Regions from separate parts of the Homo sapiens genome. Here region 1 is linked to region 2. A link is a loop called in an ENCODE intact Hi-C map of the cell type or tissue named here. Cell type or tissue: PC-3. All regions are shown on one strand. Links, peaks and the distances in the headings refer to the core of each region. The heading gives the core; the rest is flanking DNA.

Region 1 (10,020 bases), core at 1,396-9,395, 140 kb before region 2:
GGACACTCAGAGAAAAAGCTGCAGCACAGGCCGGCTGGAGAACAGTGGTCGGATCTGCCGGGTCACTTGGGGAACACGGTAACCACTTCATAGCCCTCGGGTGGTGCGACTCACTCCCAGGCATGTTTCTCACAGTAGATTTGATCCTCCACAAAGAAATGGTCCCTCTGTTTCAGGTTGGTGCAACAGTCAGTGCACAAGTAACACTCGGGATGGCGGTGACGGTCCCACAGCTTCACGAACACACCGACAATTCCAGGGCCACATTTGTCACACATAGGCAACTTCTGAGCATTTCCAATCAATGCAGCCACTTTAGTGACAGGAGCTTTAACACTTCTGAATCCTGAGGGCTTGTTGGGATCCTCTTTTTCTTCAGACTCCAGGATTTTCTGCAAAACCAGAAAAGACACAGACTGTTTTGGGGGCTCATTCAACTCCCGTATCTCCTGAAGCACCTTGCAAACTTCAGATTCTTTGTCGATGACAAGGCTGATTGGAGGCTGAGCATGTTCGCCTCTACCCCGCTGGTAGCAGTCTGACTCCAGGGCGTTGTTGAAGTTGGATATATTTTCAGAAGAGTAGAGGCCAGCTGGGTTGTTGTACTGGTTTGTGATGACCCTGGCGTTAGTGCTGGAGGCAGGCGAGGTGGTAAAGGGCATGGAACTTCGGTTGTGGGCGCTTCCTATGTGCAGGACCTCCTGGGGTTCAGAGACTAAATTCATCTTGTATGGACGACACTTCTCTTCCTCCATCACCGAGGAGACCAGACTTTATGTTCGGATCTGGCTACAGTGAGAGTCATGTTGTCTTTGCAGCCTTTGATTCTGTTCTGAGCTTCCAAGTGCGTCATATTGCTAGAATTTTCCCCATCAATGGCTGTGATTACATCTCTGATACATAAATTAGCTAGAGCCACCTTGCTTCCAGGAGTGACCCGGCAAATAGTGAGGCTGCTCGAAGTCCTTGACACCCACGAGACGGAAGCCCCATGGGCCCAGGCCCTGGAGGACGAGCTGCTGGGTGGTCATGGCGCGGCTGTCGTGGGCAACGACCCGCGGGGACAGACAGGCAGGATGTGGCATGGCGTGCAGGGATCCCCCGGCAGCTTGAGATTCCTAACTTTTAAATGTTACAAGCCCTGTGATTGTGATGTCCAATGTCAGTTTGGAGGAATGGGTATTTGATGAGTCTGTGTCAGCTTAGGAAGGCTTCTTGGAACAGGTGACTATTGAGCCAAGTTATAAGGCTGTGCTTCTTCTTCTCTTATGTGCATTGGAATTACCAAGGCTCTGATTCAGTAGGGCTGGGGTGGGGCCTGCGATTCTGAATTTCTAACAAGATCCCAGGAGATGCTGATGCTTTGAGTAGCAACGTTCCAAAGGATTATTGAGTTATCGGAATGAAAAAAGGGCTCGGTCTTTCGAAGAAGACATTCTTGGCACCAGGCAAGATAGAGCAAAGGTGGAAGGTAAGCCATACCATGGAGAGTAGGGTGTGTCAGGAGGCAGTGGATGACACAGACCTTGCTTGAGGTGTCCCTGGCCTGAGAAGGGCCCGGTGGAGTGAATGATGGAACTTGGAGTTGCCTGTGCATGGCAGTGTTTCTCAAAGTGGAACCCAGCTCTATCAGAACCCCTTGGGCACTGGTTGAGAATGTGCATCACTCCACCCACAGAACTTTGGATTTTTGGAGGTCTGGAGGGGGCTCAGGAATCTGCATTTTTTAAGAAGCTTATAAGGCAATTCAGATGCAAACTAAAGTTTGATAACCTGCATTGAGCAATTAAGGGTTTTGTGAGAGAGGAACGACAAGATTAGATTTGCATTTTGGAGAGATGCTCTGGGTACCTGAGGAAGATGAGGCCAGGAAGAGGGAGGCTGGGGAAGGGCTCAGGTGGTTCTGCAGGCCAGAGAAGCTAAGGGCTTGCAACAGGATCCTGGCAATGGCAATGAAGGGGATGAACTCAAGAGACATCCATCAGTCATTCCCAGTGGGCTGCCACTTATGAGTATATGGGGGCAAGAGAAACGATGAGTTCAGTTTTGCCAAGTTTGGAGGATATCTAGGTACTGAAGTCCATCAGGCAATTTGATATGAGAGTCTGAAGTTCAGAAACGAGGACCGGGTCTGGGTATAGATTTTAGAGTCAGCCACTTGTAGTGTATTTACCTTTAAGCACTATGGTGAACTTCATGTTGACAGCAGTAGGCTTTTCAGATCTTCCCAGAGACTATGGGTAGGAGCGAGGGGAGAATGGTGGTCTGAGTACTAATTCTGCCAAGAGCCAATGCTATTACCAGCAGTAATGGTGACCATTGTGTGCAGGGGCCAGACCTTTCCTGGAGCATGTCGAGCCCTGAAGATCTTGTGTCAGTTCTCCCATTGAAGACTTGCAGGCTTCTCTTTTTTTTTTTTTTTTTTTTTTTCAGACAGAGTCTTGCTGTATCCCCCCAGGCTGGAGTGCAGTGACACGATCTCAGCTCACTGCAACCTCCACCTCCTGCGTTCAAGCAATTCTCCTGCCTCAGCCTCCTGAGTAGCTGGGATTACAGGCATGCGCCACCAGGCCCGGCTAATTTTTGTGATTTTAGTAAAGACATGGTTTCACCATGTTGGCCAGGCTAGAGTGAACTCCTGACCTCGTGATCCACCTGCCTTGGCCTCCCAAAGTGCTGGGATTACAGGCGTGAGCCACTGTGCCCGGCCCTTACTTGCAGGCTTCTTAAGTGATGAGTCCAGCCTCCCAGAATCAGCCTGGGAGAATGGAGGACCTCATTACGGGGGTCTATCAAATCTTTCTGCTGTGATTTCACCTTGTAAGACACATTTTCACACTCCAAGGGTAACCTGTGCTGAAAATGATAGCATCAGCTTATGGAGCCCTGTGCCGGGTTCTAGGGATGGTCTCTGTCCTTAAGAAACCCCAACCAATTGGAAGAGATGTTGGACATTTATGCTGTTGTGTGTCACGTGCATAGAAATCTATATAAAACTGGGGTTTCAGGGAAGGCTTAGTGGAAGAGGTGACACCTGTTAGATTTTGAGGGAGGAACAGAAGTTGGGTAGACAAAGTAATGGAGGTGAGGGAGAAGAAATATTTTAGGCAGAGTAGACAGCACATGCCAGGCACAGGGTCATGAACCAGGACATGGTCAGGGAACAGTGAAGACTTAGATCTGGCTGGAGCAAAGGCCTATGTGGGACAGAGATGGGAAACCAATCTAAGTGGGAAGGAGCAGAGCCTACCATGAAGGGTCTCATTGTGTGCAACGATATGGAATTTAAAGTAATCTTAAAAACTCTAAGGAGGTCTGGGCACCATGGCTTACACCTGTAATCCCAGCACTTTGGGAGGCCAAGGTGGGAGGATCACTTGAGCCCAGGAGTTGGAGACCAGCCTAGGCAACATAGCGAGACTCCATCTCTACAAAAGTTATCTTTTTTTTTTTTTTTTTTTTAATTAGCTGGGCATGGTGGTGTTGTCTGTAGTCCAAGCTACTACAGACGCCAGGCAAGAGGATTGCTTGAAGTCTAGGAGTTCAAGGTTATAGTAAGCTATGATTGCACCACTGCAATCCAGCCTGGGCAACAGAAGCAGACCCTGTCTCAACAAAACAGAAACCCCCCACAAAACTCTAAGGAGGGGCACTAACCGACAGCTAGGTGTGGGTGAGGACCAACCAGGAGGTTTCTGCAGTGATCACCTGGGCATGAAGGGGAATTGAACCAAGACAGCAAAGGCTCAATCCTCAGCAACTTCTGGTCCAGCCACCAAACTTATCTCTGTTTTGTCTCCTCCCCACAGCCAGCAGCCAGAACAAGCCACCATCTCCCCTGGGCTTTCACAGTAGCCTCCTGACTGGTCTTGTTGCTTCCACACTTACACTTCCTGTTCTCTGCAAGGCAGCCAGAGTGACCTTTCACTAATGTAAGTCATATTATGTCCCCTCTCTGCTGCAAACCCTTCAATCACTTTCCATGAATGGTTCTGGGAATAAAGTCCAGCTTCCTTCCCCTGATTCACTTGATCTGGCCCTTCCCACTTGTCTGACCTGTTTTCCAGCCCATGCTCCCTGTCCTTTTCTACACTCCTAACATGTGGTCTTTCTATTCCTTAAACTTGCCTGGCTCAGTCCCATGTTAGAGCATTTCTGCTGGCTCTTCTTCCTGCCTGGACCTTCACACAGCTGGAAATTCTTGCTTTTCAAATTGTAATTTATTTCTATTTTTATTTTTTGAGACGGAGTTTCACTCTTGTCGCCCAGGCTGGAGTGCAATGGCGCAATCTCAGCTCACTGCAACCTCTGCCTCCTGGGTTCAAGCGATTTTCCCACCTCAGCCTCCTGAGTAGCTGGGATTACAGGAGCCTAGCGCTGCATCCAGCTAATTTTTGTATTTTTAATAGAGATGGGGTTTCACCATGTTGGCCAGGCTGATCTCGAACTCCTTTCCTCAGATGATCCACCAGCCTTGGCCTCCCAAAGTGCTGGGATTACAGGCGTGAGCCACCACGCCCAGCCACAAGTTGTAATTTAAACATCACTTCCTGAGAGAGACTTTCCCTGACAACCCCCTCAATCTCCAGGAGTTCCTCAGTCATTCTCCATCAAATCACCCTGTTTCGATTCTCTGAACAGCTCTTACTACTTTCACTTGCGTCCGTGTGACAAGACCACCAAACAGGCTTTGTGTGAGCAACAAGGCTGTTTATTTCACCTGGGTGCAGGCGGGCTGAGTCCGAAAAGAGAGTCAGCGAAGGGAGATAGGGGTGGGGCCGTTTTATAGGATTTGCGTAGGTAGTGGAAAATTACAGTCAAAGGCGGTTGTTCTCTGGCAGGCAGGGGTGGGGGTCACAAGGTGCTCAGTGGGGGAGCTTTTGAGCCAGGAGAAGGAATTTCACAAGGTAAGGTCATCAGTTAAGGCAGGAACAGGCCATTTTCACTTCTTTTGTGATTCTTCAGTTACTTCAGGCCATCTGTATGTATACCTGCCGGTCACAGGGAATATGATGGCTTAGCTTGGGCTCAGAGGCCTGACAATTACTATCTGGTATTTTCCTGTTTGTCTATATATTTATTTTCTCTCTCCTCTGTAGTAGACAGTGTCCAAAAATGGCCACCATCAAATCCTTCTCCCATTGTATACACATGCTGCTCCACTGTTCAAGAGGTGAAGTTTATTTCTCCTTCCATTGAATCTGGACTCACCTCATGATTTCTTATTACTTGCTTTGACTGACAGAACAAGGCAGAGAGGATGCTGTGCCAGTTCTGGGCCTAACTTTCAAAAGGTTTATCAGCGTCTGCTTTTACTCTTGGAGACCAGCTACCATGTAGCAAGTCTGACTACCTCGAGACCACCATGCTGTGAGGAAGCCCAAGCTCTCCACATGGAGACAGGCCATGTGGAGGAGCACAAAAATGCTGATGTTTGACAGTATGAATGCTGGAAACCAAGGAATTGAAATGAGAATGTGGGATATTGGAGTTTGTGTGTTTTCAATAAGTTTAGGGATATTGAAGTTTACCATTTCAGTTCTGAGTTTTGAGAATGTACAGGATATAGAGATGGCTGAGGTGGAGAGGAGACAATGGTCACCAAAGTTAAGGAGGTGAACAAATTTGAGGCCAGGATACTGGCTGATTCACACATGAAAATTCAGCTTTTCTGTGGTGATGGCAGATCTGGCAGTGGGGAGAGGCACTGGAAGATTCCACTTGGGAACTGTTAGAGCCACACAGGGGCAGGTGGTTTCCTTGGAAACATCTAGTTTTGATGGAGGCAAACAGATTTCAGTCAAGAGTCTGCAGCCATAGAATGGAGAGACTGTTCACAACTGAACAGGGGTCTCAAGGGTGAGAGAGGGCAACCCAGGGAAACGGGTTATCAGGAAAGGCCTCAGTAGAAGACAAGTGAGGTGTGGGTGTGGCACCTCACTTGGGCTGAGAGTCGGGCAGAGTGCAGATTCAGTTTCACTGGGGGCAGAAGTGAAGGATGATTCGGATGAGATCACTGGGAAAGTTAACTGGCCTCAAGATTTTAGCTGACCTGGAGAGATAAAAATTTGGTTTTCCTGCCAACACATCCAGAAGGGGGAGAGTGTTTTCTGTTGGCAGTAGAATCAGCAATTGGAGACCTTTGCTCAGGACTCCAAATGAAACTCTGGTGACAGGATGCAGGGCAGGGTGTGGGTAGGCCCAAGTCGGTAAACACCCCGCTGGCCTCGGGACTGTGACTCCGAGCAGAGGGGAGGAACAGGAAGCTGAGCCATGTGGTGGACGAGAACCAGGCTTGCCTGTGCTGCTGTACCCTGCAAAGCTTTGAAATTCTTAATCATTTACTATTTAATTTAGGGTTTAAAAATTAATTTTATTAATTTTGAATAATTTGACATTGTAAATAATTTTTGAACAAGGGGCCCTGCATTTTCATTTTTCAGTGGGTCCTACAATGTATGTAGCTGATCTTACTGCTACACTACTGTGTGCATGGGAAGGTTTCGAGAAACCCATAAAACACAGTGCCCGTAGAGACAAAGACACACAGGAACCATTTTAACAAAGGCAGGTAGTCTGTGCTGGTTGAAACCCATAAGGAAACAGGGGAAAGTTCATTCATTCACTTATTCACTGAAAACTTTGTTAAGAGGGAGGAAGGGAGGTCCTGCTAGTGCCAGGAGCAGGGAGGGAGAAATAAATGACTGTCATGGTCCTCAAGAAGCTCCTACTCTGTGGAATAAGAGAAATGTACACAGGAACAATGCAGCAGAGTAAGAGCTGGGATGAAAATAAACACCTTCCTTCCATTTCTTCATGTTAGGGGTACATGGTTTGTCGAAAAGACATCAAGTTAAATTAAGGTAGTTCTGTCCTACTACACAGAAAACTTACACATGGTTTCTTTGAATATATGGTTTCCTCACAGAACACCAAAGAACCTTCCTCAACAGGAAACCTCAGTGGCTTGTTCCCTCTGTGTGAGGATGTGTTGAAAAGAACAAGGAGTCGATTTGGCAGGAAAAAAAAATGCATTTACTACTGAATGTTGGCATGATCCTGTGGTTGGAAGGTCAAAACAGAAACTGGCAGTGCTACTTTTTATTAAAAGTCCACTTGGGGACATCACATGAGACTCTTTGATCTTATAGGTCAGGACACTGAGGCTTTAGGACTCCTGAGGTTATTTGGTAGTGAGGCTGCTGGGTTTCTGAATAAAGACCTATGATTAGAGTATGATTTCCTGCCCTGCTTTCTGCGCTGTAGGCGTAGTCTGCCTCACTCAGCCAATCTCAAGGGAGGGAGGACCTGTGGCTGCAGTTTCCCAAATTATCCAAATTAGGACTCAAAAGAAGAGAGTTCTGAGGCCCAGCAACTCTGAGAAAATCCTGAAAAACATTGTGATAAAAAGGTACATCTTTCCTTAAAGCCAGAGCACTATGTCAGAACTGAGCCCTGAAGCTAAGTGAATGAAGGGCTTGAGAGTTGCTCTCAGTGGTGAAGATAAAATAGGTATTTAACCTTACTAATGGTGGCATTTTAGCCCAGAAGAGTGGAAGGGACCTGTGGTTCCTTTGCACTCATTACACTTAACACTTTGAGAGCGAGTAAGGCCAGCCCTAAAGTTCAAAGGAGACCCATCCATTTCCAACAGGCTACTTAAAAAAAAAATTCTTTTTGAGACGGAGTCTCGCTCTGTTGCCCAGGCTGGAGTGCAGTGGCGTGATCTCGGCTCACTGCAACCTCTGCCTCCCGGGTTCAAGCGATTCTTCTGCCTCGGCCTCCCAAGTAGCTAGGACTACAGGCGTGCGCCACCACTCCCAGCTAATTTTTTTTTTTTGTATTTTTAGTAGAGATGGGGTTTCACCATATTGGCCAGGCTGGTCTTGAACTCCTTACCTTGTGATCTGCCTGCCTTGGCCTCCCAAGGTGCTGGGATTACAGGCGTGAGCCACCACACCCAGCCAAAAAAATTTTTTTAACTGAGAAAAATATATGCTCATTGTAAAAAAAGCATAAAACTGCAAGAAAGAGATAATTTTTAAAAGCCACCTGTAGTCCAGAAATAATCACTGTTTTTTGGTATATTTCCAAACTTTCTTCTTTGCATGCATATACATATATAAATAGTTATGGGCTCACACCGTCCATGTTGCTTTGTTACTCTATTTCATGTAATACTAAATCATGAAAATTTTTCATGTCAATAAATACATTTAAACGATATTAAGTGCCTAAATATTCCTTTGTAGAGTTGTATTATTATTTATTTAATGAGTTGCCTATTATTGGAGATTAATGTTGTTTATAATTTTTTAAAAAAATTTTATTAGAGATGGAGTCTTGCTATGTTGACCAGGCTGGTCTCAAACTCCTGGCCTCAAGCAATCCTCTCATCTCTGCCTCCCAAAGTGCTGGGATTACAGGTGTGAGCCACCACGCCCAGTCTGTTTATAATTTTTGGTGATTATTCTTTTTTTTTTTTTGAGACGGAGTCTCGCTCTGTCACCCAGGCTGGAGTGCAGTGGCCCGATCTCGGCTCACTTCAAGCTCCGCCTCCCAGGTTCACACCATTCTCCTGCCTCAGCCTCCTGAGTAGCTGGGACTACAGGCGCCTGCCACCACACCCGGCTACTTTTTTGTATTTTTAGTAGAGACGGGGTTTCACCGTGTTAGCCAGGATGGTCTCGATCTCCTGACCTCGTGATCTGCCTGCCTCGGCCTCCCAAAGTGCTGGGATTACAGGCATGAGCCACCGAGCCTAGCCTAGGTGATTTTCTTAATTATTTCCTTAGGATATGTTCCAAAGAATTTAATTGCTAGGTCAAAGCTTATGACCTTTTAAAGGATTGTGATAGTGTGTCAGTCAGGATAGGCTAAATATTGTAACAGACATAGCCAACATCTCAGTGGCTTAACACAATAAAGATGTATTTCTCTTTTATGTCACAGTTCAACACAAGTCATTGGTTGGGAGTAGAGGGCACTCTGCATGGTCGTCTGGAACCAGGGTTTGCCTACATGATGGGTCTCCATTTGCCACCGGCCTTGGACGTCTCCACTGGATGCTCTGATTTCACCTGATAAGTAAAGGGAGAGAGACAGAGCATGGAGAATTACACAGGTAGTTTTAGGGTCAGGCCTGGCAGTGACTCACATCGCTTCCTCTGCCCACCTTCCAATTGTCCAGAACTCAGTCACATGACTGCTCCTAACTGCAAGGGAGGCTGGAAAGTGTAGTCTTCCTGAGTGTCCAGGAGGAAAACAAGAGTGTAATGGACCCAGAATAAGCATAGTCTCTGCCTCAAACATTACCAAGTGGCCAATCAGCAATGTTTTTCCAGTTATTTATTTATTTTATTTATTTTGAGACAGAGTCTAATTCTGTTGCCCAGGCTGGAGTGCAGTGGTGTGACCTCAGTTCACTGCAACCTCTGCCTCCCAGGTTCAAGCGATTCTCTAGCCTAAGCCTCCCGAGTAGCTGGGATTGCAGGTGCACTCCACCACACCCAGCTAATTTTTGTATTTTTAGTAGAGATGGGGTTTCGCCACGTTAGGCAAGCTGGTCTTGAACTCCTGGCCTCAACTGATTCCCCACCTCAGTTTTTCCAGTTTATATTCTCAACAGCAGGGTATGCGGATTCCTATTTTCCTATTCCCTCAATAATTAAGGGGATGATGCTCTTTCTGTTGTTTTTTATAGATCTGCATGGAACAATGCTGCTTCTCTGCATGACTAGAGTTTGTTTTCTCTTTGAAGATAATCTCACTAGGATCAAGACCATACCTGCTGGAGAGTCAGGACTCTGGATTTCTGATTGTTTTCAGGACAGCTACCCTCATCCTAGGCTGATCTGAGTTTCTGGGTCTTTCTCTGCCTGTTCTTTCCTCTCCCCTTCCCTTCCCTGCTGCAGAAAGTGTTTTATGTGGGTGTCAGCAACATCAGGACCTTTCAAGCCCCTTGCCCCAGTATCATCCCTGAATGCAAAACTCACTCAGAGGCCTGGGGAAGAGATTCGA
Region 2 (10,020 bases), core at 847-8,846:
TGGTCTTGAATTCTTGGGCTCAAGCAATCTGCTTGCCTCGGCCTCACAAAGAAAAATAAGTCTTTTTTTGTCTTGTTTTTTTTTTTTTTTTTTTTTTTTTTTTTTTTTTTTTTTTTTTTTTTTTTTTGGAGACAGAATCTCGCTCCGTAGCGCTATCTCGGCTCACTGCGAGCTCCGCCTCCCAGGTTCACGCCATTCTCCTGCCTCAGCCTCCCGAGTAGCTGGGACTACAGGCGCCCGCCACCACGCCCAGCTAATTTTTTGTATTTTTAGTAGAGACGGGGTTTCACCCTCTTAGGCAAGATGATCTCCATCTCCCGACCTCGTGATCCGCCCGCCTTGGCCTCCCAAAGTGCTGGGATTACAGGCGCGAGCCACCACGCCCGGCCGAAAAGTAAGTCTTTAATGATCAAGAACATCAAGCTTCATTGAAATACTGAACACATTAGTCTAATTATATTTCTATATTATGAATACCAGTTGTTTAAATATATCATTGGTAATTCTTTTTTCCAAGAAAGTTTCTCAAATATATTAGTCACTGGAATTCACTTCAACAAGATTTGCATGGAATTTTAAAAAGTAGGTTTAGGCTTTCTGCAGTAATCAAAGCACACTTAAACAATCATTAAACAGAAGGAAGTCATACTTTTTTTCTCCTACATCTCAAAGCTGTGCAGAACAGCCACATCCCCAGGAGTAAGTGGCCCACACTTGTTTGTTCTCTGGAATTGTTTCAATTATGTTTGTAGCTGAATATACATTCATTCTTAGAAAATTAATATGGTTCAGAAGAGGAAATGCTTGTATATTTCCATGATTATTTCTGAGATAATAGAGAAAATATTTGTATGTAAAGCTGGTTCCAGTGTCAGAGTAGTCATTTTGGTTACTGTGTTTGTTGGCCCAACTACTCTCTCTTAAAAGCTCAAAATTATGCTGGCAGGGAGCCATGCCATAGAAACTCCACCCTGAGGAGTGACTCAGATAGTTAGACAAAAGCATTTAAACTTCAAGATTTTTTCAGGCTTCCCTCTTGACACTCCTTCCTCTTAGTCAAAGAATTGATGACTACACATTTTGTGTAGTTAAAGGAAAAAAACTAACACCATTCTTGAATCAATAATGCCTGTTCTCAATTGTTACCTATTAAAAGGTAAAATACAACAAATAGTTGGTTTCTTATCACCTTGAGAATATCTTTTTCACTGAATATATGTATGTGTGTGTATGTGTATGTGTGTGTGTGTGTGTGTGTGTGTGTGTATATATATATATATATATATATATTTTTTTTTTTTTTTTTTTTTTTGAGATGGAGTCTCACTCTGTCACCCAGGCTGGAGTGTAGCAGCGCAATCTTGGCTCACTGCAACATCGGCCTCCTGGGTTCAGGTGATTCTCCTGCCTCAGCCTCCCGAGTAGCTGGGACTACAGGCGCCCACCACTGTGCCCAGCTAATTTTTGTATTTTTAGTAGAGATGGGGTATCATCATGTTGGCCAGGCTGGGCTCGAACTCCTGACCTCAAGTGATCCGCCCGCCTCAGCCTCCCAAAGTGCTGGGATTATAGGGATGAGCCACCGCTCCTGGCCTGCTTTTATTTTTTTATCCAAGATTCAGAGGGTACGGGCACAGGTTTGTTACATGGGTATATTGCATGATGCTGAGGTTTAGGCCTCTAATGATCCCATCATCCAAGTAGTGAACACAAGTAGTTCTTCAAACCTGGCCCCCCTTCCTCTCTTCTGCCTTTTTGAATCCCCAATGCCTACTGTTCCCATCTTTGTGTCTGTGTGTACCCAGTGTTTAGCTCCCACTTATAAGTAAGAATGTGCGGCATTAGGTTTTCTGTTTCTGTGTTAATTCGCTTAGGATAATGGCCTCCAACTGCATCCTTGTTGCTGCAAAGGACATAATTTCATTCTTTTTTATGGCTGCATGATTTAATTTTTTAAATTATTAAACTAGAGGGAAGAAGGAAAATAGAACTAATTTCTCTTGAGTGCTTACCATGCCAGATAGGGACTTTCTCATAAGTTACCACTTTTTGTGATAAAGCCTTGCTGGGTGAACATTACCATCCCGATTTTTAGCAGGAAAACTGAGACAAAGAGATAGATTTTCCAGTGTCACTTAGCTATTGAGGTCAGGGTTGGAATTCAAACATAGGTCTATCTATTTGAGACTATTGACTCAAAATTCAATGTTCTTTACCCAAATCAATCCTGTCAGAAAGGAAACTAAAAATGCTTGCAAAAAAAAAAAAAAAAAAAAAGGTAGGAAGGGCTGGACACAATGTCTCATGCCTGTAATCCCAGCGCTTTGGAAGGCTGAGGCAGGTGGATCACCTGAGGTCAGGAGTTCAAGACCAGCCTGGCAAACATGGCAAAACCCCATCTCTACTAAAAATACAAAAATCAGCTAAGTGTGGTGGCACACACCTGTAATCCAAGGTACTCAGGAGGCTAAGGCAGGAGAATCCCTTGAACCCAGGAGGCGGAGGTTGCAGAGAGCCACAAAGATCCCGCGACTGCCCTCCAGCCTGGATGATAGAGTGAAACTCCATCTCAAAAAAAAAAGATAAGTATCATATATGGCTTATATGAGGAAAGGAGGTTCTCTTCCATCTTCAATCCTTTTTCCATTCAATGAATGGCCTTCATAGCATCATACATAGGATGTTTCCAGATCCTAATTTCTTGGGTATTTCTAACACTGTAATCCAGAATCCAGAAATCACAATTTCCTAAATCACTATTTTGATGCTCAGCAAAGCAGCATGGACCCTGAGGTGTATCAGTGGGTAACACTTTAGGTTTTATTAGATTGGGACATGCAGCAAGAAAAAGAACCTAGAAATTACCATAGGTTTGAAAGGAGAAAAATTAACATGTCTAGGATGTCTAAGCATATGGAAACAATAGCCCTGCCAACCATATTGATTGATTGATTGATTGATTGATTGATTGTTTAAAAAGAGATGTGGTCTAGCTGGGTGTGGTGGCTCACACCTGTAATCCCAGCGCTTTGGGAGGCCGAGGTGGGTGGTTCACTTGAGCCTCAGGAGTTCGAGACGAGCCTGGCCAACATGGCAAAACCTCATCTCTATTGAAAAAAAGAAAAAAAAAACAGACATGGTCTCACTATATTGCCCAGGTGGGTCTCAAACTCTTGGCCTCAAGCAATCCTTCCATCTTGGCTTCCCAAAGTACTGGGATTACAGGTGTGAACCACCACTCTTGACCAGAAGGCAATTTAGAAATGTTGTCATGCTAGTCTAAAATCCATACTGTATTCAACAAGATACCCAAGAAATAATAAAAGAAAAAGATATATTAGTATTTATTTAAAACATTTCCCCTAAGATACCACTACCATATTATTATACTAAGCAAAAAAAATAAAAAATAAAAATGTAATGTTTTAGTCTTTAATTCAAGTTTGTCTTGATGACAAAAACAGGATTTAAGATACTTCAGTAAGTTTCTAAATATTAGGTTCTTGTGTAAAATGCATTTACTGTCATAAATCAAGTATTACTCATGAGTTGGAGAGAATTAAAAATGCAATCCAATCTTATAAAAAGAGTCCAAGTCATAAAGACAAGCAATCAATCATAAAAGGTCAAGAATTTTTTATATAATATGCCAGCGTTTACCTTGAGAGACCTATCTATGTTTACCTACAGACTTGATCATTAGTTACATTTGAGATTTTTTTTTTTTTTTGAGACGGAGTCTCACTCTGTTGCCCAGGCTGGAGCACAGTGGCGCGATCTCGGCTCACTGAAAGCTCCGCCTCCAGGGTTCACACCATTCTCCTGCCTCAGCCTCCTGAGTAGCTGGGACTACAGGCGCCCGCCACCACGCCCGGCTAATTTTTTTTTGTATTTTCAGTAGAGACAGGGTTTCACCGTGTTAGCCAGGATGGTCTCGATCTCCTAACCTCATGATCCACCCGCCTTGGCCTCCCAAAGTGCTGGGATTACAGGTGTGAGCCACCACGCCTGACACCATTTGAGATTTTTAAAGTTTCAAAAATAAGCCAAAATACAATGCATTTATTTCAATTATGGGCTCAGGGTTCCTAAGAAATAATTCATGACTAGGAAAAAAACTCCAGCATATCAAATAGAAATATGATGTGTCAATAGCTACCAGCATTCTAGGTTTATCCTAAATCCAATAATGAGTCATCAGTTATTAACCTCAAAAAACTTGTTTTAAAAGCAGATTAAGAATCACTATTGGTTACCTAGAGCTAAATATATACACAGAGATACTGATACATTACCCATATTTTCAAATCACTGCATGTCTTTTGGTTTGAAGAATATACCCGCTACTTTTTTCTACTGAATATTTGTTGAAATAATACATGAATCCAGCCGGGTGTGGTGGCTCACGCCTGTAATCCCAGCACGTTGGGAGGCCCAGGCGGGTGGATCACGAGGTCAAGAGATAGAGACCATCCTGGCCAACATGGTGAAACCCTGTCTCTACTAAAAATACAAAAATTAGCTGGGTGTGGCGGCACACGCCTGTAGTCCCAGCTACTCGGAAGGCTGAGGCAGGAGAATTACTTGAACCCAGAAGGTGGAGGTTGCAGTGAGCTGAGATCACACCACTGCATTCCAGTCTGGAGACAGAGCGAGACTCCGTCTCACAAAAAATAAAAATAAAAAATAAATGAATCCAAGTAATATTACAAGGTTTCTCAAAACAAAAAAGAAACTTATTTTAAATTCACTGATATCAAGCAAGATTTTTCAAATAATTCAACATTAAGTTCTCCAAGTCAAAGCCCCAGAAAAAGGAAAGTTATGGTTTATAGTCACTGACTCATTTCCTTAGATGATTCAACCTCGTGGCCTTAACACTGACTCGTCTTCCTCTCTCCCTTCCTATTTTAATTCAGAATGGGGGAAAAATAAAGCTTTAATACTTTAGAGCTAGCTTTTCACATCATAATCTTTTTAATAAACCAAATCTTTCTACAAGCTTTTATACACTTTTAAAATTGAAGTCCTATCATATAATTCAGTGAACAGTGGATCAAACTCAGAACATGCTACAAGACTTTTCTAAAAGTTATCGAAAAAATTCAGGAATTTTTTTCCACTTCTTAAAAGTTAATAGTCAAATGCTCACTGGCACAAAGATGACTTCATTAAAATGTATGTTTTCTGCTACCATGCACAAACCTCTGAAAATAAGCCTGTCCTTCATCTTGTTTTTTCACGTATTCTTTAAATATTTATACACCATAAAAGTTGAGTTCTTTATGAATAAGTTCGTGAGTTTACCTAATGCAAAGTCCAAGACACAAAAAGAAATGAAGAGAATTGAACACAAACACACCAAAGGCACGTATTCACACGCCCATGACTGTTGGCCAAATGCACAGCAGAAACAGGATACATCTAGCTCTCTCCAAGTAAGGGCAAGACAAACTGTGAAGGGTTCAGTAATCACCTGGTACTAATGTTGCTGTTGAAAAAGAGCAACTTGCAAACAATGCCTTCATCAAGAACACATAGATAGGTATAGCTCTAACTATAATAATATGATGTACCCCTACCTAACAACACGGGATGGGAGACAGCAAGAGTTTGCTCTCTGCTTTCTTGCCCCTTGTGCCTCATCCCCTACCTCAAAACCTTTCTCTTCAACCAGGCCCTCAGGTGCTATTGAGTAAATAAAGAAGAATGATTGGGGGTTATTAAAAGTTGCCAACTCCCTCACTCATTGCAAGGAAGCGCCTTCCTCATATACTTCAAATAAGACCCCGCCCCTCCAAAATGTTGCTTTGTCTTCAGGAGCACGCACAAGCACCTGACAGGGAACAAATTAGAGGAGAGAACATATCCTATAGAGAGAAGATTGAAGTTCAAAAAGAATTCTTTAGAATTGACGTTAGAAAGTCATTGGGACCTGGCCTGGCACTTGTAATCCCAGCACTTTAGGATGCAGAGGCGGGCGGATAGCCTGAGGTCAGGAGTTCGAGACGAGCCTGGCCAACATGGTGAAACCCTGCTAAAAATTCCACTAAAAATACAAAAATTAGCTGGTGTTGTGGTGCATGCCTATAGTCCCAGCTACTCGGGAGGCTGAGGCAGGAGAATCGCTTGAACCCAGCAGGCAGAGGTTGCAGTGAGCCAAGATAGCACCACTGCACTCCAGCCTGGGCGGCAGAGTGAGTGAGACTCCATCTCAAAAAAAAAAAAAGTCATTGGGACCTTCCTTAGTTAGAAAGATTGGGTGAAATGGCCAGAAACTAGTTTGCAGTAGAGACCGGAGGCAGTAGAGAAGCTGCTAATAGGAGTGTTCCAGAGAGCTGGTGACAAAGACAAGATGATAGATGTTAAGGGTGTGATACCAGAGGGAGATGTGTGTTAAAGTTTATAAAAACACTTTAAGAGAGTCATTTAATTTTCAAAACATTGTTCAGGTGGGTATTGTAGTTATTGATGGTTGGGGGTGGAGTATGAAATGAGGAACACATGCTACTCAGTTTTCTAGAGGTAAGGAAAACTTGCAGAAACAATGCATTTGAAAAGGAAGTAATCTTGGTCGGGCACAGTGGCTTAGCCTGTAATCCCAGCACTTCGGGAGGCCAAGGGGGTGGATCACGAGGTCAAGAGATAGAGACCATACTGGCCAGCATGGTGAAACCCCATCTGTACTAAAAATACAAAAATTAGCCTGGCGTGTTGGCTCACGCCTGTAGTCGCAGCTACTCAGGAGGCTGAGGCAGGAGAATATCTTGAACCCGGGAGGTGGAGGTTACAGTGAGCTGAGATGGCACCACTGCACTTCAGCCTGGGTAATAGAGTGAGACTCTGTCTCAAAAAAAAAGAAAAAAAAAAGGAAGTAATCTTAATGCTGTTAGCTTTTTTTTTCCCCCATAGTTAAGAGTCTCCCCTTGGAATGACAATGTCCAAGTAATTGTAGTCACATTATAATTACAAATGTAAATGATGGTGTCTCCCGTCTCAAAAATGTAGAAAGTGAGCTTATGGTGGCTGTAACTAGATATTTGTCCAGTAAAATCGTAACAGTTAGTGATATAGCTGAGACTAGACTCAAAATTTATTTGTATTTATCATTCAAATAGCCACGGAGTGAAATTTAACAGAATTTCTAATATGGAGGCATCATGCTGATTAGCTTAATCCCTATTTAACTAAAATAGTTACATTTACTATGAAACTTCCCTTAATATTTGCAAACTTAGGTTTAATACTTTATCAGCACCAGTTCTGAATTGTAGGATATTTTCTTCCACGGTAATTTAGGAGTTAGAGGAAAAAATATCTACAGGATGAGAAAACGGAGTATAGAGTTAAATAACAGTACTTATTATTGAATAAATATTGTGTGCCTGTCAGCATGCTATGGGCTTTAGATGTAATTCTCACAACAGATCAGCACAATAGGTGGTATCATCTTCCATTTCACACATAAGAAACTTGATGCACAAACATGTGTTATTTGTCCATGATACCGCAGCTAGTAAGTATACTCAAGCCTAAGTCTTGTTGACTTCAAAGCAATAGCCTTGAGGAAGAGAGGCTCCTAACAAACTGCTGTGTGTGTGCGTGTGTGTGTGTGTTTTAAGCATTGAATCCAGTAGGACATGGTGGCTGTGATGCAACAGGTCTGTCATTAATCCGATTTATCTTGCTAATAGAGCCTAGTATGGCACATGGAACTTAGTAGGGTTTCAGTAAATGGTGAATAAATGAATCAATATATATACAATATTTTAATCATTTCAAATATTATTTCTTTGGGGAACCTAATTTAAATGTATAAAATATGTAGGCTGGGTGCAGTGGCTCACGCCTGTAGTCCCAGCACTTTGGGAGGGCGAGGCTGGCAGATCACTTGAGGTCAGGAGTTCGAAACCAGCCTGGCCAACATGGTGAAATCCTGTCTCTACTAAAAATACAAAAATCAGCCGGGCGTGGTGGCATGCACCTGTAATCCCGGCTAATCGGGAGGCTGAGGCAGAAGAATTGCTTGAACCCAGGAGGCAGAGGTTGCAGTGAGCCGAGATCACGCCACTGCACTCCAGCCTGAGCAACAGAGCGAGACTCTATCTCAAAAAAAAGAAAAAAGAAAAAGAGAAAAAGTATAAGGTATATGTTTTATCCCAGAGACTTGACTTTAGGGTCCAAATTCTTTCTGTAAAGGGCCAAATAATAAATGTTCTAGGCTTTGTGGGCCATAGGGCCTCTGTCACAAACTCTGCTGTTGTGCAAAAGCAGCCATAGACAATACACAAATGAATGCTTGTGGCTGTGTTCTGATAAAACTTTATTTACAAAAACAGAACAGTGGGACCAATTTTGTTTACAGGTCATGGTTTGCCAACCTCTGGCCTAGAAAAATTCATCACATCTAAATCATCTCAACTGGTATCCCCTACTATAGTTACTTAAGTTGCAGATACAGTATGGGAAAAAAAAGAAAAAAAATCACCCTCTAAGAATGAGCTGTCCAATATGATTGCCACTAGCCACATGTGGCTATGGAGAACTGAAATGTGGCTAGTCTGAATTGAGATGTGCTTTAAATGTAAAATACACATTTGAATTGTGAAGATTTGGTATGAAATAAAGAATGTAGAGCTGAGCATGGTGGCACACACCTGTAGTCCCAGTTACTAGGGAGGCTAAGGGCAGAAAGGATCTCTTGAGGCCAGCCTTGGCAACATAGCAAGACCCCAGTCTCCAAAAAAAAAAAAAGTATGTAAAATATATCATTAATAATTATTTCACACTTTGGGAGGCTGAGGCAGGTGGATCACGAGGTCAGGAGTTTGAGACCAGCCTGGCCAATATGGTGAAAACCCTGTCTCTACTAAAAAATACAAAAAAAAAAAAAAAATTAGCTGGGCATGGTGGCAGGTGCCTGTAGTCCCAGCTGTTCGGCACGCTGAGGCAGGAGAATCACTTGAACCCGGGAGGCAGAGGTTGCAAGACTCCGTCTCAAAAAAAAAAAAAAAGTGGGGGGGCCCGGTGGCTCACGCCTGTAATCCCAGCACTTTGGGAGGCTAAGGTGGCAGATAATGAGGTCAGGAGATTGAGACCATCCTGGCTAACATGGTGAAACCCCGTCTCTACTAAAAATACAAAAAAAAATTAGCCGGGCGTGGTGGCAGGGACCTGTAGTCCCAGCTACTCGGGAAGCTGAGGGAGGAGAATGGCGTGAACCCGGGAGGCGGAGCTTGCAGTGAGCCGAGATCGTGCCACTGCACTCCAGCCTGGGCGACAAAGCGAGACTCTGTCTCAGAAAAAAAAAAATTCTTTTTCATACTGCTGACATATTGAAATATTTGATATATTGGGTTAAATAAAACATTATTAAAATTGAATTCACTTCTATTTTTTAAATGTGAGCACTAAGAATTTTAAATTACATATTTGGCTTGCATTATGTTTCTATCGGGCAGCACTACTCTAAGAATAGTTACAAAAGAGAGAATCCCTAACAGATTCAAACTCTTTTTCAGCACTGCAAACAAAGTACTTTACCCAATTATCAATGTCTCTCCATTGAAGTATGCTATATATCCTGATTTCTACCAATGGTGTTATCATTATCTTTTATGTAAGAATTAAGATCAACGCCGGGCCGGACACAGTGGCTGACACCTGTAATCGCAGCACTTTGGCAGTCCGAAGCGGGCAGATCACGAGGTCAGGAGTCCAAGACCAGCCTGGCCAACATAGTGAAACCCTGTCTCTACTAAAAATACAACAGAAAAAAAAAAAAAAAAATAGCCGGGCGTGGTGGCAGGCGCCTGTAATTACAGCTACTCCGGAGTCTGAGGCAGGAGAATCGCTTGAACCTGGGAGGCGGAGGTTGCAGTGAGTCAAGATCGCGCCGTTGCACACCAGCCTGGGCGACAAGAGTGAAACTCCATCTCAAAAAAAAAAACAGATCAAGGCGGGGCACAGTGGCTCACACCTGTAATCTCGGCACTTTGGGAGGCTGAGGCGACCGCGTCA

What was found. Peaks named below come from ENCODE experiments on the same cell type or tissue, not always from the same donor. Only the 100,000 strongest peaks of a DNase experiment are listed, where the experiment ranks them.
Region 1: a loop joins it to region 2, with 5 times the contacts of the local background. A loop is called at or near these places in 12 of 110 quality-filtered maps.

What each region holds. Positions count from the first base shown.
Region 1 is chr14:50,041,379-50,051,398 of GRCh38, reverse strand. LINC01599 (long intergenic non-protein coding RNA 1599) reads left to right here. Exons shown (of 9, transcript NR_131171.1): 4 at 3,810-3,932. It also overlaps the pseudogene PDLIM1P1. Among named protein-coding and RNA genes, the nearest start is that of LINC01588, 39 kb to the right of the region's middle. RefSeq lists a silencer at 3,834-4,128. In PC-3, for the core only: a CTCF peak has its summit at 6,089; DNase peaks (open chromatin) are centred at 4,018 and 6,128; H3K27ac peaks cover 4,266 bases.
Region 2 is chr14:49,902,775-49,912,794 of GRCh38, reverse strand. No RefSeq gene overlaps it. Among named protein-coding and RNA genes, the nearest start is that of ARF6, 15 kb to the right of the region's middle. RefSeq lists an enhancer at 9,836-9,955. In PC-3, for the core only: no CTCF peak of the experiment used is centred there; DNase peaks (open chromatin) are centred at 954, 3,584, 4,194 and 4,854; H3K4me3 peaks cover 1,733 bases; H3K27ac peaks cover 5,037 bases.